Linked DNA regions of Mus musculus: region 1 is linked to region 2. The links are chromatin loops, found by intact Hi-C in ENCODE. Cell type or tissue: gastrocnemius. All regions are shown on one strand. Each heading gives the region's core, and the rest is flanking DNA. Links, peaks and the distances in the headings are about the cores only.

Region 1 (5,380 bases), core at 282-5,281, 200 kb after region 2:
GTAACTTAATTTCATTTTGATTTTTAAATTATTTGTTATGGAAGCTTTTCTCCGATATTAAAATTCACCGATCAGCTCCTAACCTTTAAGACTCTTTTTGTCGTCTCTCCTCTCTTCCCACACCCTCAACCACCAGTCTTTTTAGCAAGTCTCTAACTACTCAGGCAGTAGGCAACACATGGTTGCCTGTGATGCCCTCCACCTCCTGTAGTGTCTGAGTCTCCTTGGCTGTTCTTCCAATCCCACCATCTGAGCCGATGCTCCTTTCCCAAGGTTCAGTCTCAGCTTAAAAGTAGTTTGAGAATTCTGGACTTGAATTATTTTTTCTGGGAAGAGGCCCATGATCACCGAGAGGAGAAATCATGAATTTTTCTCACAGCAAATGCAACGAAGGCATATGTAAGCATTTGGTTATGTGTACACACGGGCAAGGCAAGAGACCAACAAGCTTCCTAACGTGAGCGCTGATGAGGAGGCGCACTAAAACCAAATCTGTTCCCAGAGCATCAACCAACTGGTTTCCTGGGGTCACATAAGGCTTACCACCCATTCATAGCAGTGTTTTAAGCACATTAGTCAGTAAGTTTACATTGAAAACACTTCTTACCAACCTCATAAAATTTAACTTTAGGATATTGTGTCAACTTTTAAAACCCAAATTTCAAAATTCTAATTCAAATATTAAATATACTATAATGAAACAAAAACTTGGGAAACTGAAGTTCTAGTCTAAAGTACAATTAGAATCTTAAAGGGAATGCCTACTGTCCTTACTTTTTCCCAAAAATATTTTTTGGACTTTACGTTACTTTTGCTTTAAAAAAAAAGTCTGTTTTGGGGTTTTTGGGAGCCTTGCAAAAATATACAATCTTTACAAGCAAATATTAAGTTTACCAGGATGTTAAAGAGATAATCTAGAGGTTATGAATGTTGGCTATCCTTCTGGAGGTCCTGGCTGGGTTCAATTCTCAGCACCCTCATAACCAGCCCTCTGTAATGAGATGTTCCCTCTTCTGGTATGTATAAAAAAGGCAGGGCAGTCATATACCTAAGTAAATTTTATATGTAAAATGTTTTTTAGATGTTGGCAAGGTAGATACAGAAAAGCAATTAAAAGCACTGAAAGGCAGCAGTTAGCAGCAGTTTTTCCAGAGGACCCAGGTTTGATTCCCAGTACCTACACTTTGGCCCACAACTGTAAACTCCAGTCTCAGGGGATCCAAAACCCTCCTTCTGGCCTCCTTGGGATGGGGCATGCATGTGGCACACATACAAACATGCAGCTAAGATACCCACACACATAAAACAAAATACAACTAATTTCCAGGACCTGACGCTAGAGTGCTTTTCACATAAGCCCTGAGTTTGACTCCCTAGAACCTATGTGTAAGAGACCAACACTATATTGCCCTCTGACATCTACTATAGCCACAGCCACTGTAGCCACAGCTTTTCATGTCCTGAAAAGCTTTCTAGCGCAAACCAGCATGGTGGAACTGATGTGTAATCCCAGTACTTGGGAGGCAGAGGCAGGAATAGTTCATCTATGACAACTTCAAGGGCAGCCTGGGCTAAATAAAGCTGTCTGAAAAATGAGTTCTGAGATTTCCTGATGGAAAACACTGGTTAACTTTTTAAAAAAAACTTATTAGTGCACATATACATGATTAGGTGTTTAATGTGCATGCAATGATTGTCACTGCATGCATGTAAAAGTTAGGAAACAACATTATGGGGTTGCACTGTGTAGCAAGCATCCTTACATACTGAGTCACCTTGCTGGTCCCAAGAATTATGCTCTATAAAATATGTGACACGTTCCAATTTATCTAAAATGTTGCTCTAAAATGTTGTATTAAAAGCACTTTCACTATTCTGAAGGTCAAAGTTGTAAGGCAGTTGACTTTGTGATATGCATACCTCCTTTTAAAGCATTGAGTGGTGTCTTTAAGGCACACAAGACATGCAGCTCAGATTAATTGCACCTGTATATACATAAAATGTAAGTTCTAGCCATTTATAAAAACTGACAAAACTACTGAAGGGTGTACAGTGAAAAACAGTCCTGTCCACTAATACACATTTGACAACTAAGAACTGGCTTCAGAACAATTCTTCAACTACTTTTTCCAAAATTAGGTTAATTGGGGAACCCCAGGTCCAACATTCAAACAATATAAAAACAGAAGGACTTACAATCACTACACTAGAAATCAAATCTTCACCTGCTAAGCAAAAGCTCTCAAGCCCACAAACACACTTTAAGACCATCAATTCAATGCATTTAGTCTCTAAAATATGCTTGGGAATTCTTATATCAAAATGTTTTGAAACTTACTATCAATTTTCAATTACCTAAAAACATCTTGGCACTGTGAAGAAGTCAGCCAAGTGCTTACCTTACCACATCAACATGAGGACTCAGCCTGAGTCCCTAAAACCCACATAAAAGGTGAGGTGTGGTGGTCCTGGCGCCACGGTGGTAGGAACCCTCCCCCAGCTCCAGGACGGGGGAGGATCCCTGAGGCCAGCTAGCTTAACCTAATTGGGGAGCCCAGGTCCTAGCAAGAAACCACACACACGCACGCACGCACGCACAAATGGTGGGGGTGGGGGTCCTGACTCAGTATTTGGTTCAAGTAAGCAACCTGTACTTATAATGTTAATAAAAAACAATTTTAAACAGCTCACCTTTCATTCTAAATTTAAGCCTCACTTAGAAAAACAGCCCATGTGTGCTAGAGTTGACCTATGCCCTGCTAAGTTACAACTGAGTGTCAAGCTGGGCCTGGATAACAGACATGCAAATCTCATTTAAACCGTGTACACATCAAAGAAATACTCTACTGCCTTCCCCCCCCCTATTCCCCTTCCTCTCTTACCATTTCAGACTCACACATACTCAAAGCCACCTCAGGAACAGCTCCCACCTGCCATGATCACCACAGCTTGTCTGAATTAGCATTTTCAGAAGTACTTATGTAATCAGAACTCTCTTAAATCAAAATACTTTGCAGTGCTTTGAGAAGGGAAACACAAGAGTGATGTACGAAACAAGTGTTGATAAAACTGATACAAATCAATATAAGCTAAGAAATTAGACTTTTTCAAGCTAAATTTTTCAAGTTTCAAGTTATATTTAATAAATTCATTTTAAGTGAAAAATTAATTGCCAGCACCTCTATACACCTCTTTTTAAGTAAATATATTTATTTACAATCCCAGCATCTGAAATCAAGAATCTAAAAATAAAAGTCTAAAGTAAAGAAAAATAAGCCAGGCTTTCTTATCCATACCATTGCAGTATTTTAGATGCATCGGACTACAACAAACTCAAAAGAAAAAAAAAATAGTGTTTTATTAACTACCACACTGTTATAATACACTTTAAACGTACAATAAGGTAGCCTTTTATCTGAGGTGGTCTTAAAGAGAACAAATGAACAGAATTCAACTTCCTGAAATAGATGAACTGCTGTAGTTGTAGGTACATGTAGGAAAAGTGTAGAGCTCTTACAAGACCAGCAATGTAATTTTATTTTGTACATTTTTAATTGAAAATATAAACAATAATTAAAAAATAAAAAGAAAATACAGCATAATAAAAAACATACATTTCTCAATTAAATGTATTGGATACATATAAATTTTAAGGGAAGAAGCAAAAAAAGGAAAATGGTTGATATTTAAGTGCAGACTACCTAGATTAAAAAAACTTAAAAAAATATCATAAAGCCTCTAGTTTCTATGACTAATATCCATATGGTTGGAGTATCGTCACTGTGGAAGTGATTTTGTTATGTTTGCATATGTTATACTTTATTGGTAATTTACAACGATGGCTTTTAAGGCCCTGGCAGACATATTTTTTTTTTTTTTTTGGAACCAAGATTGAATTTAAAAAAAAAAAAAAAAATTCTCTGCTAAGACGCAATACACCTTATTATTATTTTTTGGTCCTCCAAACTTCAGGAAAAGGGGTAATTCACTAGAACATTTTACCACCCAAATGCTTCAACCTACACATTTTAAACTTTTTAAAAACATCGGTTATATTGCCCAACTTCATTATTGAAAGAATATTAACAAGACATTATTTTGGCAAATTAAATCTTAAACATGGCTTTTCAACAGGATTTAAAAGGTGACTATCCCTAAAGGTCCATGTTAAAATGTAGTTTTCAAAATCTTACAAGAGTAATGCTTAAAATATTGTACAGTTAACCTAATTAAAATAATTAGCTTCAAAATGACAAATTGATAAGCTAAGTAAAGCCTACACTATGTAACATTTGCTTGGAAACTTGATTTGTCAGTTATGCATAATAAAAATTCCAGTCATCAAGAAAATTACAAAAATTTATAACATGATTTCTTTCACCCACCAACTTTTTTTATCTTACAATAGATAAATACCAACAGTTTCTCATTTTTACACTAAACCACACAGGATTGATGCATTTGGTTAGACTACCATTCGCATTGTTAAATTCAATTTTCTCTTTATATAACTTGGTAAAATTTCATTTCTTCTAGATTCCAAAAGTACCTACAAAATCCATGCAAATTTTACCATTTTTAATATACTATGGAATATCATACAAAGTAAGGCATTTCAGTGTCATGTATAACCAAGTTACTGTCAATCCAAAAATTTTTGCACATCAATAAAAAGATATCTAAGAACTTAGGAACAATATTCTTCTCACTACTGTATAAAAATAACCACAATGAATAAGTATTTGTGTAATATTTACTCCATTGTCTCATTTCCAGAAACTGTGACAAGCTGTAAAGGTATTTCAGTGTTGGTAAGGATGTCTTGATTGCTGGTGGCAGAAGTATTGACAGTTCCTATCCCTGACACAGACCCCTGTTGAATATTTGCAAGGATAAGTGTTGTTCCTCCTGCAGTAATCAAGGCATCATCTCTTCCAGCTTCCACAGATGCGAGCACTGTACTGCTAGAGTGAATGACTTTTTTATTTTGATGTGTTTTAATATGTTTGGCAAGGTGGTCACTTCTCATAAAGCGTTTTGAACATTCTGGACAAACAAACTTCTTCTCACCTGTAAAGAAAAGCAGTAACTTAGTTTTAAAATTCCAATTTTTCAGATTAATATGGTCTCTCCTAAAACAAAGGGTCTATTAAAACTGTACTGGTTTCATGAGCTGCCCCGTAAGAGTTCCCTTGTAGAAGTAGCTCTACTCAAAATATTTGTCATTAAATGGTTTGATGAAAACATACTGTATGATGGACAGTTTAATATTCAAACAAGATTTTAATACTCAATGCTAAGACTCTGAACTGAAACCTGTTAAATACTTGCTAAAGCCATCTGGGCCACTTTAAAGTCTATATTCTTTTAAAAGAAATTA
Region 2 (5,380 bases), core at 124-5,123:
GAAGGTGGAATAAAAGCAACCATAGAGTGGAGCAAGCTGACTCGCCGTCCTGGGAGGAGCCAAGCTGACCCAGTCCCCAGCTCCCCCAGGTCGCTCTTACTTACCAAAGGAATGCAGAGGTTTCTTTTCCTGTGTTTTCTTACCTCACACAGGAAATTCTCCTGCCTCAGCTTCTCAAGTGATAGGATTTGAGGTGTGCACCAATAAGTCTGCTTTTGATTGGACAGATATAGTTAGGCCCATTATTCATATAGACCTCAACTCTGAACACATTAAAGCTGCTCTCTGGAGAGAACTGATCTGGAGTGTTACATCCGCCACCCTGGAGAGAGTTCTAAACTGCATCGACACCTCATCAAGGAATACAACATTAAACCACTTAAAAGCCATTCTCTTGCCAGGCACAGCGGCACACACTCACAGTCCCAGCATTCAGGGAGGTTGAGGCAGAAAGAGGCTCAAGTCTGAGCTAGCCTGGGCCACAGAGTAAGACCTTGGCTCAAACTAACAGCAACAGTAATAAGGCTCTCATCTGTTCTATACTTTTAAAGGTTAAACTAAAACATAAATAAATAAACAAATAAATGTATGAATTTGCCTGTGAGTATCTAAGAGCACTACATGCATGCCAAGTACCCAAGGAGGCCAAATGAGGCTACTTGATGCCTTAGAACTAGGACTACAGACCATGTGAGTATTGGAACCCAACCTGGGACCTCTTCAAGGACAACACATCTATATCATTACATAATATCATGAGTATAGTATAGAGCATAATACTGATAAATATAATAGGTGTATGCTGTATGACTTATCTGTGTGGTTATGTATTCTGTGTGTTCTCTTGTCATCCCATCTCACTATGCAGACCAACATGAACACAGCTGGCAACATTGTTTCTCCTTCTTGAGTTCCACTAAGATGTCTTGGCTCTCTCTGAGAAAGGTGGCTTGCCAATGACCAAAAGGCCTCATGTTGCTGCAATTGCTGGGAAAGACACTAATGCTAAAGGATTTCACTATGGATGACGTGTGGGCCACACTTACCATTGAGGACCTCAGTAATAACAGAGGGAAGGTACCAGTGGTGTTTTAGATTGAGGCATCTGCTTCGAATTATTGTAATTATTTTGGTTTTCTTGCCTTTCAGCGTCCAGGCCTAAGATTGCAAAGCCTGGAGTCGGTGTACTTATGACTGACAGATCATCCTTCATCCTAAGGTAAATCCTGAAAGCCATTTTCATCAAGCTGCACGAGGAGAGCAAAGTGAACCAGCATGTTCCAGCGTACGCGGAGATGGAGGAACGCCCACAGAAGGGAAAACTTAGCTCACTCGGTAGAGAGAGATAAAGCTACGTGTGGCCGTGCAGTGTGGCCGGGATATTCACAGGCTGCAACACAAAGGTCGCACTGGAGAAGGAAGGGTGAAGGGACCAGCGAGGAAGGACAGGAGAGAGGATGTGCAGAGCCACAGACCCCAAAGCCTCAGGGCCAGGCAGTGAGCCACAGGGGGTGCCAGACGCTGCAAATGCCTGTGAGTGCAGACGTGTTCACAGACACATCTGGATGTGTCTCAAAGAAAAAACATGAAGGAGAGAGGAGAAAGACTTGCAGATGTAGCGTGAGTGACCCTAACGGTGATGGTGAACAGGTAGATTTTCTGTTACTATATCCCTTATTCCTTTAAACTTTTCAATTTTTCCATTAAAAAAAGTAAAAGAAAATGCTTTAAATGCATACACAAGCAGATGCATAGGGCTGCCATTTTAAGCCTCTGTAACTGAAAACATAGACATGCACACACATCAAAATGGCTGCCATATTTTGTATCCGATCACAAGAGGAAGACAAATAGTAAGCTCATGACTGTGATTAATAAGGAAGTCCCAAAGCCAATAGGATCATGAGGCATGATAGCTTCCATTTTTATAGATCAAGCACTGCTTGGTACAACACATTTAGCTTCTCATACATACCCACATACACCAATGCACACATCTGCACACTCAGCATCACCCCAGTGTTGAGATGCTTTGGAAAGTGAGCGACTCCTTAAGAGCCAGCCAGCCTTTCATGGTGAGCCTGGCCAGACAGTTCACTGGATTCCTGGGTGTCGAGATGAACATGTAGTCACTGCCATATTCCTAGACTACAGTAGCAACGGTTAAAGTATCTGTTAGGCTGATTAACCAAACAGCCTTTACACCTTAGAAACTTCATCCCGATGGATCATAGAAAGTCTGCATAGAAAATGAGCAAAGGGGAACTGTTGGGATAATTGAAAAAAAAACCACAAAAACCTTTAATGAAAAAGAATGTAATGGGCAATACAAAAATAATTATGAGATTGGCAAGATGGCTCAGGGGGTAAAGGCACAGGCTACCAAGTCTGACGGCCTGAGTTTGATCCCTAGCACCCTGTAGTAGAAAGAGAAAGCTGACTTTTCCGAGTTTTTGGAATGTCACATGTGTGTCCTGGCACATTCAAGCAAGTACACACACACACACACACACACACACACACACACACACACACACACACAGAGAGAGAGAGAGAGAGAGAGAGAGAGAGAGAGAGAGAGACTGAGACAGAGAGGGAGAGAGAGACAGAGAGAGGGAAAGATAGACACAGACAGAGAGTGTGTAAAATAACATTTTAAAATTATCTCCCCAAATAGATATAAAGATGGTAGTTTCACAGACAGACAGACACAAACATGACTCTAAACATGTTTAGCACATTAGCATCTTCTAGACCTGACTTTGAAGCTACTCGAGTACATTCCAGGCCACATTCCCCACGGATGCCACATTGGCTGGGACTGGAATCACAATCCATTCCAGAGACTATGCTAGAGACCCAGATGTGTTGGCTACTCCCTTCATCCAAGAGTCTCCTGGAGCGTTTGGAGACCTGCCTCTGTAGCATGACCCAGCAACATGGGACGGAAAGTTCCTGAGTGGATACTGTCATAATCAGGCAGGCACTGGAAGTTGGCAGGTGAGGGCTGCTAGGTACCCGTACTATGCAGGCAGCACGTCTGACTAGTGAGGGCTGCCATCCAATGCAACTAAGCTGCCAAGCCAGGTTCCTTCCACATAAGACAGGCAGGGTACAGGAGAGAGCCTGACTCAGCAAGTAACACCTAAGCAGGATCCAGTGCAGAGGATCACAGCCAGCAGCACTCCTTTGCCCGAGTCCCACCTTCTCTGACCTGCCCTCGCTGGCTCTGGACTCCTAGAAAGTGATGAAACTTTCCAGAGCCAGAGCGCGCGCGCACACACACACACACACACACACACACACCCTCCCTGCCTCCACGCCAGAGTCATTTCCCAGTGACTGTGAATCAGTAGAAACACTCGCCTTTCCTGGCTCAGCCTGACTTAGAGACATCACAAGTGACAGAGTAATTCAGTTGTGACAGGAGCACCGCCAGGGGACACACTTGTCAACGGGCCCATCTGTCTACTGTCACTCTCTATCCCCTCAAAAGCGTACGGGGTTGCCCCTCTGCTGGGAATGTTACGGGCAGAATTACGCTCACTCATCCCACTCCAGATGTGGCGCTGCATCGGCTGTTTGCTTTAGAGTGGGGGCGGGGCAGCCACCGGGACGGCAGAGGGCGAGTGTAGAACTTGCAGCCCCCAGGTAACTGTATCTCTCTGTGCCTAGGGGTTTTCACAGAATGAAAATAAGGAGTTATGATGTCATGCACTTACTTCACCAAGGTTTGCTCCACTGCTACTATAGATGCAGCGAATGGCTGCGTAGATGAAGCGATGCAATTCCTGGGTGCTGCCCTCTCTGAGCTGAGGGGCTTCCTAAGAGAAGCTACATTGCCTGTACAGTTACCAGATCACCACATTTTATAACTAGGAAGCCAATGAGTAGCACAAATCCTAGATGTTGCAAGCTGGCCACTGTTGACGTTAAATAGCCACAACTGAAATCCAGCTGGGCTGTGACGTCATCCTTCCCTCTGCTTCCCTTCCTCAAATGTTAGATGGTCTCCTCTCCCAGAATGGGGTGTCCAAGGCCGGACCTGATCTCCACTGTGCTCAGCAGGCCTCCCTGTGCCTGGCACACTGTGCTGAGCAGTAATACATGGTGAACACTGAACTTGGTGTTCTTTAGGTCTTCTTTGGCACCTCCTGCTTTGGGTTTGACGTGATGAGGCTTGTTCTCTGTTAAAGCTAAGTTCTGAGAGGGCAGGTACCTTCTTGCCAATCTCTGACTTCCTGGTAGGCACACCTACATGCACTAATTTAACAATCAATGACTGAAACTTCGCCCGCAGTAATCATCAAAGTGGCCCGATGACACAGATCTGCCACCCAGTCCTCAGGAGGCTGGAGCAGGACAGTTTTGAGTCCAAGGTCGGCCTGGACTACATAGTAAGTTCAAGGCCAACTAGGGCTAGAAATATAAGACATTGTCTTGAAAATTTGGCACGCAGCTCAGTGGTACAGTGCTTCAATACTGTGCACAAAACCCTGCAACAGAGCCCGGTTTTGCAAAAGGACAATGAAAATTAACTCAAGAGCAAATAGATGCCGTAAGAAAGGAAATAACCAGGCTAAGGATATAAGTTAATATTAGAGCATTTGTCTAGCATGCTCATGCACCTGGGTTCAAATCTAAGCACTATCCCCCCCCCACAAAAAAAAAGATAAAAAATTGTCAAGTCTACAAGTCCCACAAATTTACAAACTATGTTATCTATACTAATTTTTTTCTCCCAGTCACCTGAGGCTAACTTGGAAATCATAGGAAATGCTCGTTTTTACTGACCGTTGAAGAGCCTAGGCACAAAGAGATCATTATTGGTTACAGGACCTGGGCTATCCTGTAGGAGGGTGCAACTTAGCCAGCATTATTTTTATTGTCTCCCAGATCCAAACAGGCACTCCGATAAACACACTCAGATGCTTCCAACTCGCAATGGAGCCACAGGTATAGCAGGTGAGACCTGAATGCCCTTATCCCTTCAATCCATGTCGCAGACCCTACGGGCAAAATTCCAAAGAGCAGAAGGCAGGAGATGCCCATGTGCACGAGTTTTGTTTTGTTTTGTTTTGTTTTGTTGCCTGACGTAATTGTCGTCTCAGAGGCTGTCTTTGTCTGCTAACCTAGACCTAGTCCTAGAGCTTCTAGCCTCTGTACCATCATATCTAGGCCTGGAATGTATTCAGTTTCTGAGACATGTTGCTGAATAAACTCACCTCTTCCTTGTTCTTTCTGATCTCTGGCTGTCTGGTTCAAGTCCGCTAGCTGGTCAGACTCAAACTCCTCTCCAAGCTGACTGATCTGGCTTCTGTCAGTTTCTCACTGAATTGCTCTGCTTGTCCTCATAGTAACTTTGGCAATCTCTTCTGAT

The links. Peaks named below come from ENCODE experiments on the same cell type or tissue, not always from the same donor. Only the 100,000 strongest peaks of a DNase experiment are listed, where the experiment ranks them.
Region 1: it touches region 2 in a loop (2.2-fold over the local background); 2 of 42 quality-filtered maps call a loop at or near these places.

Annotation. Positions count from the first base shown.
Region 1 is chr2:72,933,313-72,938,692 of GRCm38, forward strand. Sp3 (trans-acting transcription factor 3) reads right to left here. Exons shown (of 7, transcript NM_001018042.3): 7 at 3,118-5,070. The coding sequence ends at 4,754. Among named protein-coding and RNA genes, the nearest start is that of Sp3os, 43 kb to the right of the region's middle. In gastrocnemius, for the core only: no CTCF peak of the experiment used is centred there; a DNase peak (open chromatin) is centred at 2,574.
Region 2 is chr2:72,737,765-72,743,144 of GRCm38, forward strand. It overlaps Gm30257 (a long non-coding RNA gene), which reads left to right. Exons shown (of 5, transcript XR_374639.3): 2 at 1,150-1,219; 3 at 4,897-4,965. Among named protein-coding and RNA genes, the nearest start is that of Gm30257, 6.6 kb to the left of the region's middle. In gastrocnemius, for the core only: no CTCF peak of the experiment used is centred there; DNase peaks (open chromatin) are centred at 3,106, 3,419 and 4,119; H3K4me3 peaks cover 447 bases; H3K27ac peaks cover 442 bases.